Regions from separate parts of the Homo sapiens genome. Here regions 2, 3, 4 and 5 are each linked to region 1. Evidence: read pairs that join two places in POLR2A ChIA-PET (ENCODE). Cell type or tissue: OCI-LY7. All regions are shown on one strand. Region 1 overlaps USP34 (ubiquitin specific peptidase 34). Region 2 overlaps USP34 (ubiquitin specific peptidase 34). Region 3 overlaps USP34 (ubiquitin specific peptidase 34). Region 4 overlaps USP34 (ubiquitin specific peptidase 34). Region 5 has its middle 85 kb from the start of FAM161A.

Region 1 (5,000 bases):
GTTTTCCTTTCCTTTGGATAAATGCCTAGCAGTGGGATTGCTGGATTATATGGTAGTCGTGTTTGTAGTTTTTTGAGGAGCTTTGATACTGTTCTCTATAGTGGCTGTGCTAGTTTACGTTCCCACTAACACTGTATAAGAGTTCCCTTTTCTGTGCATCCTTGCCAGCATTTGTTATTTTTTGTGTTTTTGATAATAGCTATCCTAACTGGGGTAAGATACTTCATTGTGGTTTTGATTTGCATTTTCCTGATGGTTAGTGATGTTGAACATTTTTTTCACATATTTGTTGGCCATTTGTATATAATCTTTGAGAAATGTCTATTCACATTGTGTGTGCATTTTTAATTGGATTTTTTCTTTTTTTTTTTTTTTGCTGTTAAGATGTTTGAGTTCCTTGTAAATTCTTGATGTTAATCCCCTCAGATGAGTAATTTGCGTATAGTTTGTCTCATTCTGTAGGTTGTCTTTTTTTACTCTGTTGATTTTTGCCTTTGCTATACAGAAGTTTTGTAGTTTGACATAATTCCATTTGTTGTTTGTTGCCTGTGCTTTTGAAGTCTTTATTCATAAAATCTTTTCCCAGACCGATGTCCTGAAGCATTTCCCCTGTTTTGTTCTAGTAGTCTTATAGTTTTGTTAGTTCTTTGAGCCATTTTGAGTTGATTGTTTATGTAGAGGAGTGAGGGTATAGTTTCATTGTTGTGCCTATGGATGTCCAGTTTTCCTAGCACCATTCATTGGAGAGACTGTCCTTTCCCCAGTGAACATTCTTGGCACCTTTGTCAAAAATCAGTTGACTGTAGATACGTGTATTAACTTCTGGGCACTCTGTTCTGTTCCGTTGGTTTATGTATCTGTTCTTATGTCAGTACCATGCTGTTTTGGTTACTACAGCTTTCAATATATATTTTTAGGTCTTTTCTTTTTTCTTCCTTTTTTTTTTTTCTTTTCTTTTCTTTTTTCTTTTTTTTTTTTTGTAATGCAGTCTCTCTCTCTGTTGCCCAGGCTGTAGTTCAGTGGTACCATCACAGCTCACTGCAGCCTTGACCTGAGCACAGTTGATTCTCCCACCTCACCCTCTCAAGTATCTGGGACTACAGGCATGCATCAAGATGCCTGGTTAATTTTTTTTTTTGGCACTTACGCATTTCTGTGCCTGTTGAGTGGTGGCAGGAGCAGCCCTAGGCTGGGCAGCCGAGTGGCCGAGCAGAAGTTACAGGGACACAGGGGCACCTCTAGCCCCAGAGAGGGAGACTGGGGCTTTGGGAGCTGTGTGGCCCTGGGCTCCAGAGGAGGCCTCCTGACATCTCTTCCCCCAACCAGCTCTAGTCTCTCTGCAGCCACCTTTTCAGGAAGGGCAGGGACTCCATAAAGCTCCAAAATTTACTGCCTTTCTCATTACAGGGGCTGGGAGGTGGGGCGCAGAAAGTATAAGAGGTTTAACCTGCCTGGGTGACTTTAATTCCAAAGGGCAGAGCCTGGGTGTGGTGGGACCCATGTGTGGTCCCAGTGCTTTGGGAGGCCGAGGCAGGAGGATCACTTGAGCCTAGGAGTTTGAGGCTACAGTGAGCTATGATCGCAAGTACACTCTAGCCTGGGCCACAGAGCAAGACTCTGAGTCCAAAAAAAAAAAAAAATTTTTTTTTTTTTTTGAGGCGGCTCTCACTCAGTTGTCCAGGCTGGAGTGCAGTGGCGCGATCTCAGCTCACTGCAAGCTCCGCCTCCCAGTTTCATGCCATTCTCCTGCCTCAGCCTCCCGAGTAGCTGGGACTACAGGCACCTGCCATCACGCCCAGCTAATTTTTTTGTATTTTTAGTAGAGACGGGGTTTCACCGTGTTAGCCAGGATGGTCTCGATCTCCTGACCTCATGATCCACCCGTCTCGGCCTCCCATAGTGCTGAGATTACAGGCGTGAGCCACTGCACCCGAAATTTTTTTTTTTTTTAAATTAAAAAAGTAGGCCGGGTGTGGTGCCTTACGCCTGTAATCCCAGCACTTTGGGAGGCCAAGGCAGGCGGATTGCCTGAGGTCAGGAGTTTGAGACCAGCCTGGCCAACATGGCGAAACCCCATCTCTACTAAAAATACAAAAAGTAGCCGGGTATGGTGGTGGGCGCCTTTAATCCCAGCTACTTGGTAGGCTGAGGCAGGAGAATGGCTTGAACCCAGGAGGAGGAGGTTGCAGTGAGCGGAGATTGTGCCACTGCATTCCAGCCTGGACGAGAAGAGCAAAACTCCATCTCAAAAAAAAAAAAAAAATTTAAAAAGGGCAACTTTTTCAAGAAGAATGGAGGGGAAAAGGCATGAAGAGAAATTCCCTCTGCAGCAGAGCAAGTTCCTTCCATGGAGGAACAGGAAGCCGCAATCACTGTTTGCAGCTGGGCACAGCTGCCATGACATTTCATACAGCAGCCATTGACCTGCTTCCTCCTGATGTCCTGTCTGGGCACATCCTCCAGCAGGACCACCAGGGAGGCAGGGATGGCAGCCCTTGCAACTTCCCTTTGACCTCAGGGAATTTGAGAAATTGAGGTGTGGGATGGCAGAGTGGTGGTGTTTGGAGGCCAGGAGGAAGAGGCTGATGTCCGCAACCCCACAGGACTCAAGCAGCCCACCCTGATGCCCTAGATGAGTGCTCGGGAGGGACGGCCATGCTGCTGGCTTTCTGTGTAGCACTCAGGCAGGTGCCTCAGTGAGCCCTCAGAACCGGGGAGGAGAAGGTTGCAAAGCAACAGCCTGATGCCCAGGGCCTTGCAGCTTGTCTTGGGGAGCTCACACTGCCCCTCCTGTGGTCCCTGCACTAGGCTAGGATGCCCCTGTCCTCCCACATCCTCCGCTCCCTGTACCCTGTTGGCCCAGCAGCAGTCCCTGTCCTAATGGCACAGTGCAGCCATCCACAGAATCCACACCCAGACACCTCTCTGGGCCACACATCATGAGGTCTCCACCCAGCTGTGTGTGACCCACATAGTGACAGGGTATGGCTGAGCAGGTCTCCAGGCCCACCCTTTGCCCACAGCCTCCTGCCTCCCTGCGGTGAGACACAGGCAAGGGTCACAGGTCAGCAAGTCTGTTCTCTTAGAAACATGCCAAGGTCAGGTGTGGGCCACTTGTGCTCCACGGGGGCTGCCATGCTGCCTTCTTGGAGCACACAGGAGTCCCCGTCAGATATCCTAACCTGAGTACCCACAGCTGCTTGTGGTGAGGGCTGACTGTGGGTGCTCACTGACTGCCTGCTCAGCACACAGCTGGATGGTGCTGGGCACTGGGCCTTCCAAGAAATGGAAACGGCCCCTTCCCTCCCAGTGCTCACATACAGCAGGGGAGACAGGATGGCCGGACAGAATGGTGCCAAGTGTGAGTGCTGCAAGCAGATCCTCGTGGAGGGAGCCAGGGCCAGGCTGGAGGGGTGACATCAGAGCTGTGCACATACCTGAGTGTTCTTGCCAGCACAGGGCATGAGGGTCAAGTGGCTCTACACAGCTGAGGCACAGCAGGAGGAGGGGGCACATAACCTGGCTAATTTTTTGTAGAGACACGGTTTTGCCCTGTTACCCAGGCTGGTTTCGAACTGCTGAGCTCAAGTAATCGTCCCAACTCAGCCTCCCAAAGTGTTGGGATTACAGGCGTGAGCCACCATGCCCAGCTGTTTTTAGGTCTTTCACTTCCTTTGTTAAATTTATTCCTGTTAGACTTTTTTCCTAGCTATTGTAAATGAAATTGCCTTCTTGATTTCTTTTCAGGTAGTGTATTGTTTGTATATGGAAACATCACTGATTTTTTTTAAATAGTGATTTTGTATCCTGCAACTTTACTGAATTTTTTAGCTCTGAGGTGTGTGTTTTTAGTGGAGCATAGGTTTTACTATATATAAGGTCATGTCATCTGCAGCTGCAAACACAGGGACAGTTTGACTTCTTCATTTCCAATTTGGATGCCCAGAACTACTTTGTCTTGTTCTGGCTAGGACTTGCAGTAGTATGTTGGGTAAGAGCAGTGAGAGTGAGATCCTTGTCCAGGTACAGTTACTGGAGGAAAAGCTTTTATCTTTCTCTTGTTGAGTAAGATGATAGCTGTGGGTTTGTCATATATGGCCTTTATTATGTTGGTGTACTTTCCTTTTATACCTAATTTATTGAGAGTGTTTTTTTTTTGTTTTTGTTTTTGTTTTGTTTTTGAGATGGAGTCTCACTCTTGTCGCCCAGGCTGGAGTGCAGTGGCGTGATCTTGGTTCACTGCAACCTCTGCCTCCCAGGTTCAAGCAGTTCTCCTGCCTCAGCCTCCCGAGTAGCTAGGATTACAGCTTGTGGCTAATTTTTGTAGTTTTGGTAGAAACGGGGTTTCACCATGTTGGCCAGGCTGGTCTCGAACTCCTGACCTCAAGTGATCCGCCTGCCTTGGCCTCCCAAAGTGCTGGGATTACAGGCGTTGAGCCACCACGCCTGGCCTAGAGTTTTTTTTTTAATCACGAATGGATGTTGAATTTTATCAAATGCTTTTTCCGATTCTATTGAGATGATCCTATGGTTTTTGTCCTTCATTCTATTGCTAAGATGTATGACATCCATTGATTTGCGTATGTTAAATTATCCTTGTATTCCTGGGTTGAATCCCAGTTCATCATGGTTATTACATTTTGATGTGTTGTTGGATTTGGTTTGCCAGAATTCTGTTCAGAATTTTTGTGTCTATGTTTATCAAGGACACTGGCATGTAGTTTTCTTTTTTGTTTGTTTTTCCTTTTCTGGTTTTGGTATCAGGGTTATACTGGCCTTGTAGAGTGAGTTCAGAAGAATTAACTTTGCTTCAATTTTTTGGAATACCTTGAGAAGAATTGGTATTCATTCTTCTGTAAATATTTGGTAGATTTCAGCAGTGAACCCATCAGTCCTGCACTTTCCTTGGGAGACTTTTTGTTACTGATTCAATCTCATTACTTGTTTTTGGTCTGTTCAGGTTTTTTATTTATTTATTTATTTATTTATTTATTTATTTA
Region 2 (5,000 bases), 49 kb after region 1:
GTAATAAATGATTACTATCAAGGTCATTTTTAGTTAAAAAATTCCACCCATTCTGATAGGTTGAAATTATTACATATAGTAGTAGTGTAGCATGTAGGTTAATAATGTTGCCTTTTTTTTTTTTTTTTTAGACGGAGTCTGGCTCTGTTGCCCAGGCTGGAGTGCAGTGGCATGATCTTGGCTCACTGCAACCTCCGTCTCCCAGATTTAAGTGATTCTCCTGCCTCAGCCTCCCGAGTAGTTGGGACTACAGGCGTATGCCACCATGCCTGGTTAATTTTTGTATTTTTAATAGAGATTGGGTTTCACCATGTTGGCTAGGCTGGTCTCAAACTCCTAACCTCAGGTGATCCTCCTGCCTCAGCCTCCTAAAGTGCTGGGATTACAGGCGTGAGCCACTTTGCGTGATCTGAGCCTTAATTTTTTTAATTTGCAAAATGGGAATGATGATGATATCCATCTACTTTAGAGGATTGTTTTGAGGTTTAAAATGAGAAAGATTTTAAACTCATAATGTAACACTTGACATATAAAGTGTGTAGTAACTGGTGGCTTTTACTAACTTCGGTTGTTACTAAATACCTAAGTGATCCTGTTATTCTGATTGAACTTATTTGTTTGATAGAAAGTTTTATGTACTTTGGCATTCTCTGAGAGAAAGTATCTCAATTTAGTTAACTGGAATGCTGGGATAACATTTTTATTTCACACTGTGGTAATTTTGGAGAGGGCATATAATTTTGAAACACCAAATTATCAAAGGGTTTACTTAATCAGGAATATTACATAAACCTGGATTAAACTGTTTCTTGAATTTATTTGTACTAATTCTTGTTTAACAGTCTAGTATGGAAAGCTTGTTAAAGACTTTATTACTATATCTTTAAAAGTTATCGTTTACAGGGTTTTTTCTTCCTTACTTTATCCGTTTTTTTGAGACAGAGTCTCACTCCGTCACCCAGGCTAGAGTGCAGTGGCACCATCTTGGCTCACTGCAGCATCCACCTCCTGGGTTCAAGCAGTTGTCCTGCCTCAGCCTCCCTAGTAGCTGGGATAACTAGTGCACGCTACCACACCCAGCTAATTTTTGTATTTTTAGTAGACCCGGGGTTTCGCCATGTTGTCCAGGCTGGTCTCGAACTCCTGACCTCCTGTGATCCGCCCACCTCGGCCTCCCAAAGTGCTGGGATTACAGGCTTGCAGGCTTGAGCCACCGCACCCGGCCTTTGTTTTGTTTTTGTTTTTGAGAGAGAGTTCTGCTGTGCGGTAGTAGCAGCTGACTGCAGCCTTGATCTCCCAGGCTCAAGCAAACCTCCCTCCCATGTCAGCCTCCCAAGTACCTGGGACTAAAGGTGCATGTCACCACGCCTGGCTAAATTAAAAATTGTTTTTGTAGAGATGGGGTTACGCTGTTGCCCAACCTGTGAAGTTATCCTTTACTAAATACAAAGGTTTAGGCTTAGATTCTGTTTTATCTTTCTCTTCAGCCCTTTTATGACTGCTAATTGGTGGGCTGTTGTCAATCTGCATAGTTTTCTTTATCTTGCAACTCAACTGAGGCCGTTAAAGCAAAATTATACTATTTAAATTAATATATTTTTTGAACACCGTAATACTATAATACTATATAATCTGTTTGTTAATTTTCTGAGAATAATAACTCAATGGAGTAACTCTTTAATAGGCATCTTTTCCTTATAAAAAATATTGTAGATTGGCTCTCTGCAAGCTAATTTCTTTTATATGGTTAATATTTTAGTGTACATTAAGAGCTTAGAGTTCTTTTTGTAATCAAGCTTGCTACAGAAGCTGTGCTTTATTTATTTCATAGTAATTTCCTCTAGTGGGTCATTGTATAAACCCTGATCATTTTTGTATGTCTATTCCTTTTCTTGCGAAGTGGGCAGCTTGTTTAGCCATGGTGTTTTGGCTTCAATAGGGTGAGGTCTCTATTTGGGAATCTCTGAATTTCACAGGAATGAGTAGAACTATATTTAACAATGAAAAAAATAGTATTAGATTTTAGGGCAGCCGTTTGTAAAGAAAAGAAAATAACTCATAAATCACTTTTGTGGCAGGAAAGATACGGACTAACGTTACTGAATACTTCTTTTTCTCTATTATACTAAATCACACATTCAGAAGAGAACATGTTTATAGCATTTCCTGGGACTCAGGAAATGATCCCATTCTGTTTATTTTCTAGTATGATTTCCTCCTCACTTAAAGAAAAAGCTATATATTTATTTTGAGACTGGCTAATTTTTGTGTTTCTGGTAGAGGTAGTGTTTCACCATGTTCCCCAGGCTGGTCTTGAACTCCTGGGCTCAAATGATCCGCCCGCCTTGGCCTCCTAAAGTGCTGGGATTACAGGTGTGTGCCATTGCACCTGGCTGATTTCCTCACTCTTACTGAGGCAAGGTAACTTTGTCAGATGGTGAGTGTTATTTTTTCGTTTTTTTTTTGAGCTGGAGTCTCGCTCTGTCACCAGGCTGGAGTGCAGTGGTATGATCCCTGCTCACCTCAGCCTCCGCCTCCCAGATTCAAGCGATTCTCCTGCCTTAGCTTCCCGAGTAGCTGGGACTACAGGCACGCACCACCATGCCCAGCTAATTTTTGTATTTTTAGTAGAGATGGGGTTTCACCATGTTGGCCAGGATGGTCTCAATCTCTTGACCTTGCGATGCCCCCACCTCAGCCTCCCAGAGTGCTGGGATTACAGGTGTGAGCCACTGCGCCTGGCTGGTGAGTTTTTTTTTTCAGAACCTGAATCTAGAATCCTGAAATTTCATCTCAGGAAAACTCACTCTTCTCTGGATTTGAATTATCAACAAAGAAAGGAAATTCTTACCTTATCAGATTAAGGTTCAAATCTGATAATAACGTCAAGCCCATACATTTGTTTCAATCTCAAAAACTTTAGCAGATTCTTAACTAGAACTTCAGCAGTTCTTAACTAGCTCTGAGTTTTAGGAGATTTCTCAGTTTGCACAAATATTATTCCACCTATTATATGGATCCGTTCTTTAATAACAGCTGCACCCACAAGAAAACAACAAAGATCTTTATGTAGTTTTCTTACTTTGCAAATGCAGCTTTTTATGTAGTTTTCTTACTTTGCGAATGCAGCTTACTAACATTTAACACAGCTTAGAGAAATAGAACATGGAGGCATACAAGTTTCTCCACTGAGACCCAAATGGAAGTTAATCTCACTTTTGTTGAGTTACACTTGGTTTTAGCTTACAGTATCCTTCCTCAGCCCTCAGCTCTTTGCCAGAGTTTGTCATTTCATACATAACACCTTTTATTAATTTATAAAGAATCCAATAGAGACAAGGGGTTTATTTTATTATGGAGTAGAAAGAAGTGCAAATGAGGATTAATAAAAAGAACTTCACACAAAATATGCTTTAGTCAAAGGTATAAGCTTGTAGGGCTTAAGTAACGTATAGGGGAACACAATAGCAATTTCTGAATGTTCAGTGTCCTAAGACTGCTTTTTACAAATATACTAGCAAAGACTGTTTAATATCAGAAACTAGGGTAGGATTACATATTTTTTGATATCTCTTTACTAGATAGGAGAATAGGAAATTAAGTTTTCATGATGCCACTTTGCACTTTGTCAGAACTAGGTTTGATGCAGAACGCTGTTTTTCTGCAGTTACAGGGAGCAAGGAACTTTTTTTTTCTTTTTTTCCCTATTTCTGAGAGTTTTAACCTAGGTTAAAAGGTTAGGAGGGCTGCTAGAATTCCATTAGCACTAAGCAGGGGGTGGGGAGAAGGAAACCTGAAAAGCTCAAAACTTAAAAAAAAATGATAAAGGACACACTGTAGGATTAATAGCATATGCAATTTGGTTTTTATGATGTTGGGATCTATAGTAGTGTTAAAGAATGCTGATTTTTATAATGATATAATCCTAGGTTTGAATTGTACCTCTGTTGCATAGTATGTAATTTTGTTTTCATTACTTTTATAAGCATTACTTTTCTCATTTATCACAATGGGAATATTAAGGACTTAGTAAATGGTAGATCTTCCTTGTATTAAAATTTTTTCTTGTATTGACATTTTTCTTCATTTGCTGTTTTTTAATTGAAATTTTTAATCACTTGTGTCTGTGTATTCTAAAATAAAAGATATAACTATGCCCTCTGATGTATCTTGTATAAAATAGGATTTTTAACCTTCTGTTAAAATTTGAAAAATAACATTCATAAAGAAACGTACACAAAGTGATAACATGTGGCTCAGTGATTTATCAAAGCAAATATTCGTTTAACCATCACTCAAACCAAGAAACAGAACATTGTCAACTCCCCAGAAGCCTACCTTATGAGTCCTCAGGCCACTAACTATTCCATCTCTTCTCCTTTAAAAATAAACACAATTCATCCTTTAATGCTGATCATTCTCCTGCTTTTTTTAAACAAAGTTTTATCACCTAATCTTATATCCCTAAACACTACAATTTGGTTTTGTCTGTTTTCACCATGCAGATGGAATCACATACTATGCATTCTTTCATGCCTGGTTGTTTTTTTTAAATGCCGAAATTTATATTGCATGTATGTTCATTTTTATTGTTGAATTATCTTTTAAAATATACCAATTTATTTTACTGGTGATGGACATTTAGGTTATTACAGTTCATATGGGTGTCAGCATTCTTCTATGTGTGTTTTGGTGAACATGTGTGTGCATTTAATTTGGATGTATATCTAGAAGTAAATGTCTTATCAGGGTGTTTGTGTGTGTGTGTGTGTACATATATATATATATATATATTCTTTTTCTGAGATGGAGTCTTGCTCTGTCGCCCAGGCTGGAGTGCAGTGGCGTGATCTCAGCTCACTGCAAGCTCTGCCTCGCGGGTTCACACCATTCTCTTGCATCAGCCTCCTGAGTAGCTGGGGCTACAGGCGCCCACCACCATGCCTGGCTAATTTTTTGTATTTTTAGTAGAGGCAGGGTTTCACCGTGTTAGCTAGGAT
Region 3 (5,000 bases), 150 kb after region 1:
TCAGTTTGTTTAAAGTTTTTCTTTTTTGTGTTCCCTGAGTAAGTTGGCTTGAGAAACATGTTTTTCTAATTTAAGAGTAATGATGGATTTAATTGGAAAGAACTTCTCAAAATTAAGAGCGCCCACAAGCTATTGTATGCTCTGGAAATTATTGAAGCACTGGGAAAACCTAATAGAAGAATAAGGAGGGAGTCTACGGTAATTGCATTTCCATTATTATCATTAAATGTTTGTATTCTCTCTGGAGCAAAATTCTATAATGTATTGTCTTTTCCATTCTATAATAATTCTTTCTTCCGCCATTCTGCCTTACTTTTTTTGCCTTTCTCATAGGGAAGTTACAGTGATCTTTATCCAGATTCAGATGATTCAAGTGAAGATCAAGTGGAAAATAGTAAAAATTCCTGGAGTTGCAAGGTTTGATCATATGTGTTTTTCAATGTATTGATAAAAATAATTTATCTTCAGTTTTTCAAAAGTGGGTACCATAATTCTTCATTGATTTTAAACTAATATACTATTAAAATAAAGCATAGTTTAAAAATCATGTATTACTTTAAGTTGCAATAACGTAAACTGAGATTATTTAATGCCTTGGTGCTCCTGCTTTTAGCTCTGATTTTCCCTCTATTGAAATACTGTGAGAGTCCTGGCATGGTGGCTCACGCCTGTGATCCAGCCCTTTGGGAGGCTGAGACGGATGGATCACTTGAGGTCAGGAGTTTGAGATCAGCCTGGCCAACATGGTAAAACCCGTGTCTCTACTAAAAATGCAAAAATGAGCTGGGTGTGGTAGCATGCTGCCCATAATCCCAGCTACCCAGGTGGCTGAGGCAGGAGAATCACTTGAACCCAGGAGGTGGAGGTTGCAGTGAGCTGAGATCGCACCACAGCACTCCAGCCTGGGCAGCAAAAAAAAGATACTGTGAGGACATCCCAGTGTCTAGGACTAAATGGCTAATGGAATAGAAAGATGTTTATAGGCTTTTTCGTGTGTGTGTGTATAAATTTTTTTTTTTTGAAATGGAGTCTCGCTCTGTCACCCAGGCTGGATTGCAGCAGCGCGATCTCTGCTTGCTGCAAGCTCCGCCTCCCAGGTTCACGCGATTCTCCTGCCTCAGCCTCTGGAGTAGCTGGTACTACAGGCGCCCGCCACCACACCCGGCTAATTTTTTTGTATTTTTAATAGAGACGGGGTTTCACCATGTTAGCCAGGATGGTCTTGATCTGCTGACCTCGTGATCCACCCGCCTCGGCCTCCCAAAGTGCTGGGATTACAGGCGTGAGCCACCGCGCCTGGCCTCAAGTGTATATTTTTTTAAATTCTTGTTTGTTTTATTTTGTTTTGTTTAGGACAGGGTCTCACCTTGTCACCCAGGCTGGATTGCAGTGGCATGATCATGGCTGACTGCAGCCTTGACCTCCTGGGTTCGAGTGATCCTCCTGCCTCAGCCTCCCTAGTAGCTGAAACTATAGGCACCAGCCACCATACCCGGCCAATTTTTTTATTTTTTGTAGAGATGAGGTCTTCCTATGTTGTCTAGGCTGGTCTCAAAGTCCTAACCTCAAGCCATCGTCTGGCTTTGGCCTCCCAAAGTTCTAGGATTACAGGCATGAACCATTGCACCCACCCTTAAATTCTTGAAAGTAGCCTTTATCTTATTATTTTGTCTAGAAATTATTTTGGTAATTTAAATGAATAGTAGTGTAAATAAAAGATACGTAATATTTTACATATCCAGTTACTGAATCAACAAGCATTATTGCATTATATATCTGCTTTTCTCTTACTATTACTTTCACAATTGCCTACAGTTTGTTGCTGCTGGAGGGCTTCAACAGTTATTAGAAATTTTTAATTCTGGAATTCTAGAGCCTAAAGAGCAGGAATCATGGACTGTGGTAAGTGCATATTTATGGTTTCAACTAGTTACAGTAGTTATCCCATTTGAAATACTTCCATTTCATCAGCAAGTATAGCTTTTGCCATATAGTTCCTTATAATAAAGTATGGAATATAGCAGAAATGAATTTAAAAATACAGTTTGATAAACTAATTAGGAATAAGTGTTTTTCATGTTATCAGTATTAAAAAATTCTTCTGATAAAATTAATTACTCTAAACTCTGGCCAGTTCATAAACATGTTTCCTTTAGGTTGATAAATTATATATTAATATTTATATAAAGTTTGGTTGCTTTTTAAAAATTTGGTTTACATCTTAGTTTTTTCAAAAAACTTTTTTTGTTTTATTTTGTTGTGATCATTTCTTCCTTTATAGTAGTAATAATTAAAAACGTGTTTCCAGACCATGTTGACTGGCTTACATTGAGATGGATATAGAAATTGAGAGTAAGCCTCTAGAAATTTTTATAGCAATTAGACATTGTTGCTGTATTTTATAATACTTTACAAAAGTATTGGTCCTCAACAAAATGGAATTTTTTTTTCTGTGAACTTGCATAAAAAAATGGAAATTTTAAAAAATGTTAACTTTACCACCGTGATTTGAAGAAGTACTATATGAAAATAAAATTGCTTATAGAATATTTAAATCTTAATAATGATATACAAAACTGCCCAGGCCAGTTTCAAGCTCATTGTAAAGGACATTCCATTTTCTTCCATCAAAGCAGTTTAGCATTATCAAACATTGAATTCAAGTATTTTCTTAGTTCCTGTGGTTTTTTGTTTTGTTTTGTTTTGCTTTTTTTGAATTGCCTTTGAACCTAGGAGTCAGGTATAATGATTTGACATCAAGTAATCTTATGTCTAAATTTGTTAGCTCATCAGCTATCGTCAGTGTTAGTGTATTTTACATGTGGGCCAAGACAGTTGTTCTTCCAGTGTGGCCAGGGAAGCCAAAAGATTGGACACCCCCGTACTAAAGGTTTTCTCTGTTTGTTTTTCTTGAAATTATGAATACTTTCCTGAAGTATTACTAGTAACATTTTATTGCCAATATGTGGCTTATTGTAGCTTTATAATGCCCAAGATGCAAAGCATGTCTAAGATAGAAATTGCTTTCAGGTCAACTGGTATTTCCTGTTTATAGTGCATCTCTCTTAATATTATGAAATACTTCTAAGTTCAGGATTGTTCTTGTTTCTTATTTTTTTTTTCCTTTTCAAATGAGTTTAGTTGAAGTATACCTTTAAAACTTTTTTTGAAATATAGTTAACATGCAATCAATGTACTCCTCCAAAATGTACTGTTTTTACTATATTCACAAAGTTGTGGGACTATGACCAGCATCTAATTCCAGAACAGTTGTATCCCTTCAAAAGAAACCTCCCCCTAAACGCTTTAGCCCTAGGCAACCATCATTATAGTCTCCTTTCTGTTTCTGTGGATTTGCCCATTCTGGACATTTCCTATAAATGGAACCATACAATATATGGTCCATCGTGACTGGTTTCTTTCACTTAGCCTATTTTCGAGATTCATCCTTGGAAGTAGCAAGTATCAATAATTCATTTTTTTATAATTATATTACATGTTTATCCATTCACCAATTGAGAAGCATTTGGGTTATTTCTACACTGTGACTGTTGTGAGCATTTGTTTATGAGTTTATGCATAGATAATACATTTTCACTTCTTTTTGGCATATGCTTAGGAGTGGTATACCTTGCCAATACTTAAGTGGTATTTTATTGTGATTTCTAGCATTTACATTTTCCCAATGCTAAGAATCTTGAGCAGCTTTTCATGTGTCTGTTGACCATTCATAAGCATGTATGCATGTATGTGTGTGTGTACACATATATATGCACACACAAACACATTCATTCATAAATCTTTGGTGAAATGTTTGTTCAGTCACAGCTGAATCCAGGGAGTGGAAGATTGATCAGTCGGTGAACATCTGCATCGTTTCCAGTTTGGGGCTATTATCAATAATGTTGTTATAAACAGTTGTGCCTTGGGTATAGAGTGCAGTTTCTGGGTCCTGTGGTAACTTCTAACTTTTTGAGGAATTTCCAAACAGTTTACCAAAGCTGCAACATTTTACATTTCTACCAGCAATGTGTGAGGGTTCCAGTTTCTCCACATCCTTTCCAAGACTTGTTAGTGTCTCTTTTATTTTAGCTATCCTAGTGTGTAAAGTGGTACCTAGTTGTGGTTTTGATTTGCATTTCCTTGGTGACTAATGAGGTTGAACATCTTTCCATGTGCTTATTGGCCACTTGTTTATCTTTGGAGTAATGTCAATTCACATCCATTGCCCACTTTTAATTGGGTTGTCTTTTTGTTGATTTGTTAGAATTCCTTATGTATTTCAGATACTGATTCCTTACAGTGCATGTGATTTACAAATATTTTCTCCCGTTCTATGGGTTGCCTTTTTCCCTTTCTTGAGAGCACCCTGTGATTTACAAAAATTTGTAATTTTGATGAAGTCTAGTGTCTCTGTTTTCCTTTGTGCTTGTCCTTTTGATGTTGTATCTACAAAACCGTTACCTAATCCCCTTACACAGAGATTGATGACTATGTTTTCTGTTAAGAGGTTTCTGGTTTTAGCTCTCACTTTTTTAGGTCTTTGGTCCATTTTAAGTTAATTTTTGCATATGATGTGAGGTTGCAGTATACTTTTCATGTAATAAATAATGCACTCATTTTAAAGAGTGAGTTTTGAAAAATGTTTATGTAACGCTCTAACATCCAAACAAAGAATATTTCCATTACTTAAGAAGTTCCGTCCTGCAGTTTTGCTATTAATTTTTCTTCCTCCACTTTGTGTTACAATAGATGAGATTTTCATTTTATAAAATTTCATGTAATTGGATCAGTGCAATATGTACCATTTTGTATCTGGCTTCTTTTATTCAGAATGCTTTTTGAGGTTGTTAAATGTTTTTCATCGCTGAGTAATATATTCGTTGTATAGGTATACCACGGTTCATTTATCTGCTCACCTATTGACATTTGAGTGGCTTACAGTTTTGGGTTGTTAAAATAAAGTTTCTGTAAACATTCACATACAGGTCATTTGGTAT
Region 4 (5,000 bases), 130 kb after region 1:
CAGACATTTGCCACCATGCCTGGCTAATTTTTGTATTTTTGGTAGAGACAGGGTTTTACCATGTTACTCAGGCTGGTCTTGCACTCCTGACCTTAAGTGATCTGCCTGCCTTGGCCTCCCAAAGTGCTGGGATTACAGGCATGAGCCAACGTGCTCAGCCCAATTCTGTTCTCTGGTTTCAAAAGTTTTATGAAGCAAATTTATTTTTCAGTATGAAAGATAACATTGGGTGTGCTTAATGAAAATCTATTACATGTTTCTTGATTTATAAAGAAGTGGCCATGTCAGTGTTCTTTGAGTCTCCTAGACATTCCTAGATAATACAGCCAAATATTTTACTTCAAATAAAAGATTGATTTGTCTCAGATATGATTTTTATGCCATTTGGTTCAGCCTGGGCAACAAAGCAAGACTCCATCTGAAGAAAAAAGAATACTTGTATCTCTTAGCAAGTTTGGGGAAATTTTTTTAAAAAGGAAAAAGAATTATTTTTAAAAATTTTTATTATTATTATTTTTTGAGATGGAGTCTGGCTCTGTCACCCAGGCCAGAGTGCAGTGGTGTGATCTCAGCTCACTGCAACCGCCACCTCCCGGGTTCTAGCAATTCTCATGCCTCAGCTTCCCGAAGTATCTGGGATTACAGGGGTGCACCACCATGCCTGACTAATTTTTGTATTTTTAGTATAGGTGGGGTTTCACCATGTTGGCGGGGCTGGTCTCGAGCTCCTGACGTCAGGTGATCCACCCGCCTTGGCCTCCCGAACTGCTGGGATTACAGGCATGAGCCACTGCACCAGGCCATTATGATTATTTTTTTTGAGATGGTGTCTGGCTCTGTCGCCCAGGCTGGAGTGCAGTGGCACAGTCTCAGCTCACTGCAACCTCCACCTCCTGGGTTCAAGCGATTCTCATGCCTCAGCCTCTTGAGTAGCTGGGACAACAGGCATGCACCACCACGCCCAGCTAATTTTTGTATTTTTAGTAGAGTTGGGTTTTCACCACGTTGACCAGACTAGTCTCGAACTCCTGACCTCAAGTTTTCCACCCGCCTTGGCCTCCCAAAGTGCTGGGATTATAGGTACGAGCCACCACGGCTGGCCAGAATAATTTTAATTGTATCTAAAATGCTTTTATTTTATTTTCCTACTGCCTTCTTTTCTTGTCTGAATAGGTTTTTTCAGTTTTTTTAGTCCTAACCCTTGCTTCAGTATCACTCTGATAACTGCTGGAGTGCAGTGGCACAATCTTGGCTCACTGCAACCTCCGCCTCCCAGGTTCAACCAATTCTCTTGCTTCAACCTCCCGAGTAGCTGGGATTATAGGCGCATGCCTGCCTGGCTAATTTTTTTTTTTTTTTTTTTTTAAAGTAGAGACAGGGTTTCACCGTGTTGGCCAGGCTGGTCTCGAACTCCTGAGCTCAGGCAGTCTGCCTGCCTCAGCCTCCCAAAGTGCTGCAATTAGAGGCGTGAGCCACTCCACACGGCCCACTATGATAATTTTCAATTTGGTAATTTCAGACAACTGAAGTAGTCGTGCTCTGTTATGAAATAAGTTTACCTTTTTAAAGTAGGTGACATTAACACTAAAGTTGTTTAGCTGCCAATTTAGAAGGAAATCTTTCTTTACTCTGCCCAACTTTTGGAAGCTTCCACTCGCCACTTTTTCTGTAGTTTTTAGTGAAAACATTTTTTGTTGTCATCTCATGGTTGACATCATAAATTTGAATGAGGCTGGACGCAGTGGCTCACACCTGTAATTCCACCTCTTTGAGAGGCTGAGGCGGGTGGATCAGCTGAGGTTGGGAGTTCGAGACCAGCCTGGCCAACATGGTGAAACCCTGTCTCTACTAAAATACAAAAAAATTAGCCAGATGTTGTGGCGCATGCCTGTAATCCCAGCTACTTAGGAGGCTAAGGCATGAGAATCCTTGGAAACCTGGGAGGCAGAGGTTGCAGTGAGCCAAGATTGCGCCACTGCACTCCAGCCTGGGCAAGTGAGTGAGACTCTGTTCTCAAAAAAAAAAAAAAATTGGGTGAGAACTTGAGTTAGCATATGTTGTTAATTTTCTGTGAATACAAGAAAGCAGTGGTTTTCTCAGTTTAGGTTGGATGGATTCATTGAAGCATTGTGCTCGTTATTGTGTTGGTTTTATTCCTTTATAGTATGTTTTTCAGGACTAGAATTTTCGTACTATGTAGTCACAACTTGTGAGTTAAACATGTATATATTGTTATCTGCTGTATAAATATTTTTTAGAACTAGTACAGGTGTATTTCATCAATTGAGGAAATTTTTAAATCATTTATTTTTATTATTTAATAGCTGAATAATAGGAGTTGCCTATGATTTTTACTTTTGATACTTCAGTCTTAATGAGTTACATAGTTTGACAAACAAAATTTAGAGATACCATATTTTTCTTTCTTAGCTGTGTGGTATGGACCAATTTTGGGGCATTGCTTTAAGAGCACAATCTGGTGATGTCAGTCGAGCAGCTATCCAGTATATTAACTCCTATTATATTAATGGTAAGTGATTTGAAACATTGTCTGATAGGTAATTTCTATGTGAGGGTGTTTTGTGAAACTAAAATTTTTCTTTGATATAGCTAAACAAGAATATAAGGCTAATATATGTGTCTAAACATTTGGCTTTCAGGTAAAACAGGTTTGGAGAAGGAGCAAGAATTTATTAGTAAGTGCATGGAGAGTCTTATGATAGCTTCTAGCAGTCTTGAACAGGAATCACACTCAAGTCTCATGGTTATAGAAAGAGGACTCCTTATGCTGAAGACACATCTGGAAGCGTTTAGGAGAAGGTAATTTTTAAAATATCACACTGTTAGAATGAATTTCATTTTTATTCCTGACATATCCAGAAATATTCTTAAAGTGAATCTAAAGTTTTTGTTGGGGTCAAGTAGAAAGCATAATTTACCAAAGTGAAGGATCAGTAACATAAGTAATTTTTATTAAGAATATATACCATTTTGCCTTGGAATAGGCAATACGGGTTCCTGATAAATATTGCACACCTTTAATAATAGAGTTTGAGCAGATATGCATGAATAAGAATTGTTAGACAGAATTCCATCTCTAAGATAAAGTATTGACTTTGATTAAAAAGGCAGAACACCACTACTAAAAAAAGTTTCTCTAAAACTCTTACCAAGAACATCAAATAATCTCATAGTTGAATCAAGTTGAGTCATATGTTTCATTTGCTGTTTTTTTTTTCTTCCTGGACTAGGAGACAGTATTTTAATTTTGAATTTCCATTTACCATGGAAACATGACCAAAAAATTCTGTTAATGAATATCTGTATAATTAATTTAGACATAACCTGTGTAATACAGAAATAAAGCAAATTAATATTTATGAATATATCGACTGAAATGAAAGGTGAGTAGATAGTTTTAAGAAATTCTATTTGTTAAAAATTATGAGCAAATGTAAAAGTACTAAGAACTGTGTTGAAAAAAATTGTTAAAGTTAGTAACTTTTTTCAACTTCAGATCTTAGTTTGATATTGAAGTGATACAAGTGATATTTATTGACATTTTTAAAATATCAAGAAAGATTGCATAGTAAAGATATTTTATACATTCCTTATAAATAACATGCTTCCATGATTTGAAACATTTGGACATTACAGAATTCTTTAAGATTGCAATTCATGGAAATTCTGCTTAAAGAATTCCTTGTGTTTTTAATGAATGTGGAAAGGAACTCATTTTTTTACACAGAAACTTCTTACTGCCTTATAACTTTAACCACTTAAAAAAATAAAATTTTAAAAAGAGCAAATGTGGTGTAACTTATTCAAATTAATTAATACGTATTATAAAATTCAGATATTACACTGTGATGTAGAAAATGAAAGTCTGCTATAATTTCTGTCTTCCTCGTGGAGATACTGTTAATGATACCCATACTTCTAAAATTTTTTCTATGCTGTGGGATCTTCAACAAACCAACAAGGTCCTGTTGATTCACACCCTTAGTCCTTGCACAGCATTACCAATGTCTAAAATAAGTGCTTATTTTAAGTCTTTAAAAATGTATTTGTTTTTTGAGCATTCAGTGGTGGTTTTATAAATTTAATGAATTTAAGTCCAAAAATTCCTTCTCAGATGTACAAATTTTTTTCTGTTGTGAAAAAAAAAATTGTTATGTCCTTGATATCTTTTTATTTGTTCATGTTTTATGCTAAAAGTTAATGTTGATGTTAAATAGTTTATATAAAAATTTTTTGTTACTAGTACAATAACTAGGATATGGATAAAATTGAAGAGTCACAAAACTAAGCAGTAGTTTAAAAAAAATTTACTTAGGTATTTTTCATGCAAAATTTTGTTCTTGATGTGCTTAGTGCTATTATTAATTGAAAATTGCCTAACATCTGTAGATTGAAAATATAATTGTTCTTTGTGTTCTGTGTATTAAGGGAATAAACAATAATGTCTTAATTTGTTTACTTTTTAAAAAGAGATAAAGTTATAATCTTAAACAGTGGTTCTCAGCCAGAAGTGTTTTTGTTTCCCAAGACATAGTACGTAATCCCTGGAGACACTTCTGATAATCACAGCAAGAGAGCATGTTATTGGTATCTGGTGAGATGCTGCTGAACATCAGAGCATGAGATACAGCCTCCTTCACCCCTATTCTTCTGCCTTCTGATAACAACAAATTATTAATTGGGCTTAAAATGTCAGTAGTGCCACTGTGGAGAAACTCTGGTCTTGAATATGTAACAGGAAACATTGTTTTAAGGTTACTCTTTTGCTCATACATTGGATCATGTGGAAATTAGACAAGTTCATTCATTCCCTCACTTTTTATCCTTCTATTCCAAATTTGCTGATTAGTTTTAGACTTTTTTTTTTTTTTTTAAACTCAGGTACCTTGGATCCTGTCTTCCACATCTGAAAATTAGAAAATTGACACGTGTTTAGTGATTATCATGCTAGGTGCCTGTTTCCTTTGAAATACAAGTCT
Region 5 (5,000 bases), 330 kb before region 1:
TTCTTACTACAGAATCATTAGCCTACCCTGCACATGGTTTGCTTCCTTCAACATTCCTTTCTAGCCTCTTCTCTCTCCTGCTTTTGCTTTTTGTGTGTTTAGTTTCTCCCTTTGTATTTTACCACAGTCTTGCTCTTAGAATTTGAGTCAATGCAAAGCAGAGAAACAGTTAACTAGCCTGGAGCCTTGAAAGATTGTCTTGTTGTCCTACACTGGCCAGATACTTTCAAAAAGAATCTTGGGCATATTACCTCCTAGACAGAAAACTAGAAACCGAAGCATTAAACAAATGCTTACATTTAACTAGCTTTTAATTATTGACTTCACAGTAAACTCTTCAAATAAATTTATAAATGTAATTTTTTTAAAAAAACTATACATTTATAAATTTAAAACAATTTAAATTTATATTAGTCCAGCAACTTTTTTTTCTGTTCTCTATAACAATAATACTAACATAAAATAGGAAATGAAGGCTTTTAAAAATATTTAACACTCTGGTCCCTTGAAGAGAGAATATCAACAAGGCCGGGCACGGTGGCTCAGGCCTGTAACCCCAGCACTTTGGGAGGCTGAGGCGGGTGGACTGCCTGAGGTCAGGATTTCAAGACCAGCCTGGCCAACATGGCAAAACCCTGTCTCTAAAAAAAAAAAAAAAATTGGTTTGGTGTGGTGGCACATGCCTGTAGTCCCAGCTACTCAGGAGGCTTAGGCAAGAGAATTGCTTGAACCAGGGAGGCGGAGGTTGCAGTAAGCCGAGATAGTGCTACTGGACTCCAGCCTGGATGACAGAGCAAGACACTGTCTCAAAAATAAAAATAAAAAAAGAAAGAGAATGTCAACAACAACAAAAACCCTTCAATTATCTTCCAAGCTCACATGGAAAATGATTCTATCACTTCATGATTTTAAAGATTCCTAGATACCTGCCCTAGATATTCTGATTCAGTAGGTATTTTGGAAATTACTGTGTTCAATAACTAAATCACTAGCATCACTGGCACAAAGATGATTAGCCCTCAACCCTCAGGTTGTATCTTTCTCTTTCAAGTATTAGTCAGGAAACATTGGAATGCCTGCCACACCCTCAAATCTATGAGAAACTGCCCTGGCCACACTTCCAGCCAAGCAGAGTGACTGGGCTATTTCTTGAGTATGGAAGTTTTATTCCATATTACCTTGTATTCCTCTTCTGCTTTGCAGTGGACCAAAGGCAGCTAAGCTGCCCAAGCAGGAGGTGACAAATGATGACAAAGAAATAGGATTCTTTCTGAGTTTGGCCATCAGAACTGGGAAATGTGAAGAAAATTTAGTTGGCAATGACAGAAGTAGGGGAAAATGCCCCCAAGGGAAGTAGAGATCAAGAGAATAGCCGAATCATGTTAAGGGTGGAATACCACTCTTAAAGAGTCTCCAAACTGCAACTGAGGGATTACCAAAATAATCTGGTTTTAGAGATGGATCCTGTGATTTCTGTCTGCATGGGACTTGTCTGTGCTTTGATTACTGCTCTAGGATTTCTGTGGGATTCTTCTGTCTCTTATTGACTCACACAGCCTTGTAATAAATCTCCATTACTTGAGACAGCCTGAATAAGTCATTATTGCTAACATACTCATATTGTCATTCATTAGGACCTCCAATTTCTGTGGAACCTTACATTACTCTAAATCTGCAGTATTTCTCAAAGTGTTGTGTGAATTCCCTACCTCATACAATAATTTAGAGTTCCAGTCATCTCTGAATTATTGAATCCAGGGGTGGAGCACAAGAATACACATACTTTTAAATCAATAAACTTTATTTTTTTAATTTTAAATTAATTTTTTTTTAAGAGACAGGTTTTCACTATGTTGCCCAGGCTGGCCTCAAACTCTTGGGCTCAAGAGATCCTCCCACCTCAGCCTCCCAAGTAGCTGGGATGATAGGTGGGCACCACTATGCCTGGCTAGTAAATGTTATTATTTATTATTATTTTTTGAGATGGAGTCTCACTCTGTCACCTAGGCTGTAATGGAGTGGTGCGATCTCACCTCACTACAACCTCCACCTCCTGAATTCAAGCGATCCTCCTGCCTTAGCCTTCTGAGTAGCTGGGATTAAAGGTGCCTGCCCCCTCGCCCCACTAATTTTTGTATTTTTAGTAGGTACAGGGTTTCACCATGTTGGCCAGGCTGGTCTCAAATTCCTGACCTTAGGTGATCTGCCCAACTTGGCCTCCCAAAGTCCTGGGATTACAGGTGTGAGCTACCGTACCCAGCCAAACTTTATTTTTTAGAACAATTTTAGAATTATAGAAAAATTGAGCAGAGAGTATAGTTCCCAAATCCTTCCCTACCCACTACAGTTTCCCTTACTATTAACATCTTACATTCATGGAACATTCATTACAATTAATGCACCAATATTGATAAATTATTATTAACTAAAGTTCATAGTTTATTCAGATTGCCTTTTTACCTAGTCTCCTTTTTATGTTCCAGGATCCTGTCCAGGGTACCATGTTTACATTTAGGTGGCATGTTGTCTTAGGCTCCTTTGGATGATGTCATTATCTCAAACCTTCCTTGTTTTTGATGATATTGACAGTTTTGAGAAGCCCTGGTCAGGTAGGATTCTCCTTTATTGGAATTTGTCTTTTTCTTGTGATTAGATATGGGTTTTAGGGAGGAGGTTCACAGAAGTAAAGTGGGAATAAGTATTTTTACAGGCACCCAGGTGACTCATACGTATACACTGTAGTTGGTGGCCCTGTTGTTAACATGTCCATATGTAGTCATTGTGTCTTTGAGCAGCTTTGAGAATTATACTGCTATAGTGAAATTTTTCAAGAGCAGGAACCATGTGTTACTCATCTTTGAATCCTGAGGGTTTAGAACAGGGCTCATCATTTAGTACATATTTCATAATGTTTAATCAAATGAAAGAAAGGTACAAAGCTAGAAGTTTATCCTATGAATTTACTCCTATATCCAAGTACACATATATCTATGAGAGTTTGTACCCTGGGAGTTTGGAAAAATAGTGGAGCAATAGAAGCTCACTTTAGAGGCCACTTATCTAACCCTGGATTAATCAATCTTGCTCATTCCCTCTGTAAAGCAAATTCACATAGAACGTGCAGCACATTGCAGGCTATAGGAAATTTGTAGGCTACTTCTTAATAGGCCCATGCACTTCTCCTCTCACCAGTTGAGTTTTTTGCTTACCAGGAAAGTTTGTGTTTCTTCCTAAATCTGTGTATGTCACTCTTACTCTTATTACAAATATGCAATTTTATTCATATCAGAAAATTTAGCTAAGTATAAGTGAAAAAGAATTGTTTCTCTAAAAATGAAAATGGTAGCTCACCAAAAATAACTGCTGTGGATTGAATGTCTGTGCCCCCACCCCCCAATTCACCTGCTGAATCCCAATATAGTTTGGATATTTCTCCTCACCAAATCTGATGTTGAAACTTGATTCCCAACACTGGAGGTGAGGCCTAGTGGGAGGTATTTGAGTAATGGGGGCAGATCTCTCGTGAATGGCTTGGTGCTACCCTTGCAGTAGTGAGTTCTCACTCTTAATCTCTGTGAGAACTGATTGTTAAAAAGAGCCTGGCACCTCCTTTCCTCTTGTTCCCCCTCTTGCCATGTGACACACTGGCTTCCCTTCACCTTCTACCAAGAGTGGAAGCTTCCTGAGGTTCTCACCAGAAGCAGATGCCAGTGCTGCTGATGAATATACAGCCTGCAGGCCAGGCATGGTGGCTTGGTGGCTCATGCCTGTAACCCCAGCACTTTGGGAGGCCGAGGCGGGTGGATCACTTGTGGTCAAGAGTTCAAGACAGCCTGGTCAACATGATGGAGCCCTGTCTCTACTAAAAATACAAAAACATTTCGCTAGGCTTGGTGGCAGGTGCTAGTGATCCTAGCTACTCGGGAGGCTGAGGCAGGACAATCACTTGAATCCAGGAGGTGGAGGTTGCAGTGAGCCGACATAGCGCCATTGCACTCCAGCCTGGGCAACAAGAGCTAAACTCCGTCTCAAAAAAAAAAAATGCCGGGTGCGGTGGCTCACGCCTGTAATCCCAGCACTCTGGGAGTCCGAGGTGGGTGGATCACAAGATCAGGAGATCGAGACCATCCTAGCTGACATGGTGAAACCCCGTCTCTACTGAAAATACAAAAAAATTAGCTGGGTGTGGTGGCAGGCGCCTGTAGTTCCAGCTACTCGGGAGGCTGAGGCAGGAGAATGGTGCGAACCCGGGAGGTGGAGCTTGCAGTGAGCCGAAATCGCGCCACTGCACTCCAGCCTGGGCAACAGAGCAACACTCCATCTCAAAAAAAAAATAAATAAATAAAAATAAAAAAATAAATAAAAATAATAAATAAATTTAAAAATTACAAGAAAAGAATACACAGTCTGCAGAAACATGAGCTAAATAAAATCTAAGACAACACCCAGCCCCCAATGTGACTGTATTTGGAAATAGGGTCTTTGTAGTAGGTTAAATGAAGTCATAAGGTTGGGGCCTTGATCCAATAGAATTAGCATCTTTCTTTTTTTTTTTTTTTTTTTTTTTTAAGATGGAGTCTCACTCTGTCGCCCAGGCTAGAGTGCAGTGGCATGATTTCAGCTCACTGCAAGCTCTGCCTCCCGGGTTCACGCCATTCTCCTGCCTCAGCCTCCTGAGCAGCTGGGACTACAGGCCCACCAAGCCTGGTTAATTTTTTGTATTTTTAGTAGAGATGGTGTTTCATCGTGTTAGCCAGGATGGTCTCGATCTCCTGACCTTGTGATCCTCCTGCCTCGGCCTCCAAAAGTGCTGGGATTACAGGCGTGACCCACTGCGCCCAGCCAGGATTAGTATCTTTATAAAAAGGGACACCAGAGAGCTCACTCTGTCTCCACCAAGTGAAGACACAGTGAGAAGGTGGATGTCTGCAAGGCAGGAAAACAGCCTTCACCAGAAACCATCCATGCTGGCACTCTGATTCAGATTTATAGCCTACAGA

Evidence for each region. Peaks named below come from ENCODE experiments on the same cell type or tissue, not always from the same donor. Only the 100,000 strongest peaks of a DNase experiment are listed, where the experiment ranks them.
Region 2: POLR2A ChIA-PET joins it to region 1 with 5 read pairs; 12 of 35 experiments call an interaction of 5 or more read pairs at or near these places.
Region 3: POLR2A ChIA-PET joins it to region 1 with 5 read pairs; 3 of 35 experiments call an interaction of 5 or more read pairs at or near these places.
Region 4: POLR2A ChIA-PET joins it to region 1 with 5 read pairs; 2 of 35 experiments call an interaction of 5 or more read pairs at or near these places.
Region 5: POLR2A ChIA-PET joins it to region 1 with 5 read pairs; 4 of 35 experiments call an interaction of 5 or more read pairs at or near these places.

Annotation. Positions count from the first base shown.
Region 1 is chr2:61,437,782-61,442,781 of GRCh38, reverse strand. All of the region lies in intron 1 of USP34 (ubiquitin specific peptidase 34), which reads left to right. Among named protein-coding and RNA genes, the nearest start is that of SNORA70B, 23 kb to the right of the region's middle. In OCI-LY7, no CTCF peak of the experiment used is centred here; DNase peaks (open chromatin) are centred at 191, 2,391, 3,071, 3,941 and 2 weaker places; H3K4me3 peaks cover 4,136 bases; H3K27ac peaks cover 4,888 bases.
Region 2 is chr2:61,388,559-61,393,558 of GRCh38, reverse strand. All of the region lies in intron 5 of USP34 (ubiquitin specific peptidase 34), which reads left to right. Among named protein-coding and RNA genes, the nearest start is that of SNORA70B, 26 kb to the left of the region's middle. In OCI-LY7, no CTCF peak of the experiment used is centred here; no DNase peak of the experiment used is centred here.
Region 3 is chr2:61,290,366-61,295,365 of GRCh38, reverse strand. USP34 (ubiquitin specific peptidase 34) reads left to right here. Exons shown (of 80, transcript NM_014709.4): 31 at 76-198; 32 at 334-417; 33 at 1,816-1,902. Among named protein-coding and RNA genes, the nearest start is that of C2orf74-AS1, 110 kb to the right of the region's middle. In OCI-LY7, no CTCF peak of the experiment used is centred here; no DNase peak of the experiment used is centred here.
Region 4 is chr2:61,312,405-61,317,404 of GRCh38, reverse strand. USP34 (ubiquitin specific peptidase 34) reads left to right here. Exons shown (of 80, transcript NM_014709.4): 24 at 2,431-2,530; 25 at 2,661-2,820. Among named protein-coding and RNA genes, the nearest start is that of SNORA70B, 100 kb to the left of the region's middle. In OCI-LY7, no CTCF peak of the experiment used is centred here; no DNase peak of the experiment used is centred here.
Region 5 is chr2:61,767,035-61,772,034 of GRCh38, reverse strand. No RefSeq gene overlaps it. Among named protein-coding and RNA genes, the nearest start is that of FAM161A, 85 kb to the left of the region's middle. In OCI-LY7, no CTCF peak of the experiment used is centred here; no DNase peak of the experiment used is centred here.